2 separate regions of the Homo sapiens genome follow, and region 2 is linked to region 1. Evidence: read pairs that join two places in POLR2A ChIA-PET (ENCODE). Cell type or tissue: MCF 10A. All regions are shown on one strand. Each heading gives the region's core, and the rest is flanking DNA. Links, peaks and the distances in the headings are about the cores only.

What was found. Peaks named below come from ENCODE experiments on the same cell type or tissue, not always from the same donor. Only the 100,000 strongest peaks of a DNase experiment are listed, where the experiment ranks them.
Region 2: POLR2A ChIA-PET joins it to region 1 with 7 read pairs; 2 of 35 experiments call an interaction of 5 or more read pairs at or near these places.

What each region holds. Positions count from the first base shown.
Region 1 is chr15:56,804,432-56,807,361 of GRCh38, forward strand. No RefSeq gene overlaps it. Among named protein-coding and RNA genes, the nearest start is that of ZNF280D, 72 kb to the left of the region's middle. RefSeq lists an enhancer at 2,402-2,571. In MCF 10A, for the core only: no CTCF peak of the experiment used is centred there; a DNase peak (open chromatin) is centred at 1,560.
Region 2 is chr15:56,870,217-56,873,146 of GRCh38, forward strand. No RefSeq gene overlaps it. Among named protein-coding and RNA genes, the nearest start is that of LINC03065, 15 kb to the right of the region's middle. In MCF 10A, for the core only: no CTCF peak of the experiment used is centred there; a DNase peak (open chromatin) is centred at 1,155.

The DNA of each region.
Region 1 (2,930 bases), core at 92-2,591:
TTGAAGCACATTTGCATTTGCTGCCTGAGCTCTAGCCACAGAGGCCTATGTTTAACTTTTGTTCATGCCCTTCCCTCTTCCTGAAACCTTCCTGGCCTCCCACACACCCAATATTATGCATTTTGTCTTACTTATGCTTTAACTCTCAGCTCAAATTCCTTTCGTGACCCCTTAAACAGACAAAATCCCCTTAATATTCACTCTGAAAGTCCAGGAAGGATTCAATTTTGGTACTTATAAAAATATTTGTGAGATTATTTCATAAATGTCTGTCTCTCTCACTTAACTCTAAGTTACATGTAAGAAACTCTCCATAAGTTTCAGTTAACAACACACTATCAAATAACAACTTGAATTATACTTGAAAGGAAGAAGAAAGTCATAGTAAATATCACTGGTTCACTCACAAAATGAAAATAGGTTAATAAAATTTATTTTAAAGCCATCGTAGGAGGAATTTTCCTGGTCACATCCAAGCAACTTATAAAAATGGGAAAATTTAAAAACAGATGTATCAGAAACACATATTATTTTATCTAGAAAATAAATTAAATAGTGGAATTAACATCTTTTTATTGTAGAAGATTAAAGAATAAATTTGTCTTTAATGTAATTCAACCAAAGGGGGCAGAATACAACCAATGCATTAATTTAGAAGTGGATGGAATGATTTGGGGAAAAAAAAACCAGGATTTCTGGCAAGTTTCCCCTTCTGATTCAGAGCTGCAACAAAGAAGCTGTTAAAATGTTTGCAATTTCGTTTCAGTGTTGGATCAAATAATATACACGTGCAGCTATTGGAAAAAAGATTTTGAAATGATTTTGTTGTATTACAACTTACGCAGTCCATCATGGTCAAAAGACCATTTTAGATGAATTTCAGTTTTAAGAGGTCATATTACTGCATCAGTTTTTTTTTCCCTTGCTGTTCTATCTTCACTCCAGAGAAAAAAACAGAAATGTATGGGAAGGCTAAACTAACAATGTTGTTGCTCTAATGGAAGTTTCATAAATACAACAAAATTTATTATATTCTTAGTGGAACAATACTTAGTTGTTTTCAATAATAGTTGAACAAAATATATATATTTCATGAGTCTAGACTTGGAAAGAGCTGTGACAGCACAATTAGAGACACCTAGAAAAATGCGGTATCCCCCTTACCGTGGGGGATACGTTCTAAAACCCCCAGTGGATGCCTGAAGACACAGATAGTACTAAACATGCAAGTGTACTATGCATGAATTTCTTTTTCCTTCTTCACAATTTCACAGAGGGAGGATTCATTCTTACTGTAGATCTTAGTAATCTCGGTATGTAATTTTTTTTCTTTTTTAAGTGGAGAACTTACACTTTTTCACTTAAAGAAAGCATTTTATGGATCCTCTTTGGCATATCCACCATCATCACCACTCTTGCACTTTAGGGCCATTAGTAAGTAAAATAAGGGTTACTTGAACGCAAGCACTGTGATACCACGACAGTTGATCTCATTATCAAAAAGCTACTAAATGACTAATGGGCAGGCAGCATATTCGGCGTGAATACACCGAACAAAGGGATGAGTCATGTCCCAGGCAGCATGGAGCAGAGCAGTGTGAGATTTCATCACAAAACTCAGGATAGAATGCTATAAAAAACATAGGAATTATTTATTTCTGGTATTTTCTATTTAATATTTTCAGATCACAATTGATTGTGGGTAACTGAAACCACAGAAAGTGAAACCACAGATAAGTGGGAACTACTTTAAAATCAGAATGTTTATATCTCTTAATTAATTTTTTCTCCAACCTGAAATGCCCTCCCTTCTCATTTTTGCCAAATTCAACTTCTCTTTCATTTTCAACAACACAAAAAGCTCTCACGTCATAACCTTATTGTTCTGTTTTTTTCTATACCTGTAGACTAGTACAAGTAGTACTCACCGTGTGGTATCAGTGACTTCCAATTGACAACTCAAGGACTATACTATCTGTACTCCAAATCACCTGGAAAACATTTAAAATATATCTTCCAAATTGCTCCCCACCCTGCCTCTCCCACTTTCAAGACTTGAGTCAGTAAATTAGAACATCTAAGGAATCTGCAGTCTTTAAAAATATTTTCTGGCCTGGTGTGGTGGCACACACCTGTAATCCCAGCACTTTGGGAGGTGGAGTCAGGTGGATTGCTTGAGCTCAGGAGTTCGAGACGAGCCTGCACAACATAGCAAAACCCAGTCTCTACAAAAAATACAAAAAGTAGCTGGGCGTGGCAGCCCACACCTGTAGTCCCAGCTACTCGGGAGGCTGAGGTAGGAGGATCACTTGAGCCCTGGAGTCAGAGATTGCAGTGAGCCAAGGTCATGCCACTGAACTCCAGCCTGGCAACAGAACAAGACCTTGTCTCAAAAAGTAAGTAAATAATAAAATATTTTCTGTACACCCCTGTTGATAACAGCATTATTCTCAATCTCCAAAAGGTGGAAGCAACTCATTGATAGACAGACAAACAAAATGTGGTATACACATACAATGGAATATTTTTCAGCCTTAAAAAAGAAGCACATTTTGACATATGCTACAACGTGAATGAATCTTAAAGAATTATGTTAAGTGGAATAAGCCAGTCACAAAAAGATAAATATCATATAATTCCAATTATATGAGGTACATAGATTTGTCAAATCCATATAGACAGAAAGTAGAATGGTGATAGGGGCTAAGGGAGGAGGCCACAGGAGTTATTGTTTAAGGATATGGAGTTTCAGTTTTGGAAAATGAAAAAAGTTTTAAGGATGAAAAAAGTTTTGGAAGATGAAAAATGTTAGAGATGGATGGTAGTGATGGTTGCTCAACAATGTGAATGTACTTAATACCATTGAACTATACACTTAAAAACAGTTAAGATTGTGCATTTTATGTTATGTGTATTTTAGCACAACTGAA
Region 2 (2,930 bases), core at 145-2,644, 66 kb after region 1:
ACAGATGCCTGCCACCATGCTTGGCTAATTTTTTTTTTTTTTTTGTATTTTTAGTAGAGACAGGGTTTCACCATGTTATCCAGGATGGTCTCAATCTCCTGACCTCATGATCCGCCCACCTCGGCCTCCCAAAGTGCAGGGATTACAGGCGTCAGCCACTGCGCCCGGCCTGTACACATTAACTCTTAATCCTTATAACCACCCTAGTGGTAGGTACTATTCTTATCCACATTTCACAGATAAGGGAATTGAGGCTCAGAAATGTTAAATAACTGGCCCAAGACCATGTTGCAGTAAGTGGGGAAGATGTCAGGTAGGAATGAGAGAGCTGATAGACTCTTCTCCTTTGCAAAATTGTGACTATCAATTGAAGGTCAATTAGAGGCTCCTTTTATTTAAATTTTTATTTGCTCTTCCTAATATAATTATTTTTATGGGAAAAAGCAGTCTCTTAGGAAGATCTATCTTCAATCATAAAGTCAGATTTGGGCCAAGTGCAGTGGTTCACGCCTGTAATCCCAGCACTTTGCAAGGCCCAAGCAGGTGGATCACTTAAGCCCAAGAGTTCAAGACCAGCCTGGGCAATATGGCAAAACCCTGTCTCTACCCCCACCAAAAATACAAAAATTAGCAGGGCCTAGTGGCGCACACCTGTAGTTCTAGTAACTTGGGAGGCTAAGGCAGAAGGATCGCTTGAGCCAGGAGGCAGAGGTGGAGGTTGCAGTGAACCAAGGTCGCACCACTGCACTCCAGTCTGGGCACCAAGTGAGACCTTGTCTCAAAAGAATATATAAATAATAAAAATAAAATCAGATTTAAGAATGAAAGAAAAGTTCCAAATATAATTACTGACAAAATAATAATAAATCTCCAGAATAAGCCCCCAAATTAAAGTATAAAATGTCTAGGATTACATTTACATTTAACACAAATGCTAAAGGGATAAAGAATAATTCTTAACTGATTAGCTAGCACTTTCTGCAGATGTCTAGCTTCTAGAATGAGTAAACAGAAATGTTAGGAGATGAGAAAACATCACAGAGGCACTGATTAAAAAAAAGAAAAAAAGAGCAGTAAATAAACATAGGGAGAAGCAGTCACAAGAACTTCCACAACTAAAGGAAATGGGAATTGGGGTAGGCCATGGTTGCTAATACACAGCACAGGAGACCAAGAATATTTCTATAGTGAGTCATCGGCTTTTGTATACCTAATTGATTCCTTGTTTCATAACTTCCAGATATCTGAATTTCTACACATTCAACTTACTATATAGAATCATATTCATGTTGAAATGGCATCAACTTTGCATGAAATTTTAGTTTGAAAAAGCAAATGAATAAAATTATGATGTCAAATGCAGTAAGAAATTGCAACAATGGTCTTTGTGTTTTTGCTCTCACTGCCCACTCCAATGCTGCTGTGTTCAAATAAATTATTTCAGCAAATAAAATATTTAGAGCTATAAAGGAATATGGTAAAGACAAAGATAAAATACCATTTGTAATATGACTACTATTAAAGCTCTGGCTTGCAGATTGCTGGCAAATAGTCTATTTTCCAGCTTGTCAAAACAACCCATTCTCTGAGCATGTTCAGAGCTTGCAGAGGTCTTCATTTATACCAGAATGGGAATTGGAGAAAGAAAAACATTTTGAAAATGATCTGCAGAATACATTGTTTTGTAAAATATCTAATCAAATGAGAGCAGCCTGTCAAAGTCAAGAAATGTTACTTACTCGGCTACAATAGGTATGATGCAGAACTGGCCACCCACTCACCAGCTGCAGAAAATGAATTTAAAGTAAGCTGGTCATTTGTCCTCAGACAAAGTACAACTGCCAAATATTTTATCCCAATTTGTCATCCCTGCTCTATTCCAGTGAATTCCATCAATCCAAGGCCAGTCACAGTGTTTAGTCTCTCCAGAACAATAAGCTTAACCCAACAGGTTTATTTGTTTAAGTCATCTGGTGAAATCTTTTAAATTACGCCTTGTTTCTAATACCGCTTGTATTTTGCATTCACGTAAGCTTCTGCTGCAGCTGCTTGAGAAGAAAAGGAAAGGAGGCTTTTGCTGAGCAGTGAGAAGAGAATACATTTTTAAACTTTCCTTTCTTTCTCCTAAAATTAGCACCTGGCATATGGAATATTCAGCAGGTGGCTCAGCAGGGAGAGAGTTACTGTTTTTCTTACCTGCCACTGAGATGTTTGACATTTTGACTTCATAAGGAACAAGATTCTTGAGGCCATCAGTGTGTGTGTGTGTGTGTGCGCACACATGCACACACTCATGCACTAATGGGCATGTTGAGGGAAGTCCCATAGAGGACTTCTGGAGGACAGAGTGTAAGAGACAGGAGCTACTAACAGACAAAGTTATACAATTAAGAAACATTAAATATCAGAGAGGGGAGTACGTTTCATATTGTTGAAACTGAATAACTAATTCAATTCCCACTAGTATCGGAGAATAGGAAATTGCTTTGTAACTTAAAGAACTTCAGAAATTACACTTTATAATATAATAGGAATGTTCTTTGAATATTGTTTGAAGACTCTGATGTAAAGTTCACTGAGATAACTTCCCCCAGATGTAGGAAAAGTAGCTATTGAATCAGAATTTTACAAACATTTATAAATGTCAACAATCTGTGTCATGTACTATTCTAGGCAATAGAGCATCAGAGAAAAAAGTGGAGTTCCAAATGCGAAAGATATTTAGAAAGTATAATAAACTAACCTTGGATATGGGCAGTGAGGGAGAGAGAAGAGTCTCAGATAATCCCCAAGTCTCTGGCTTGATGACTAGGTGAATAGTAGGATCATTAAAGATGTCTGACAAGAGACCACTAATTGCTTGCCTAATATTCATTCTACCCATTTTCTATGTAACTGACCTATATAGCATTAATATAAAAGATAGCAAC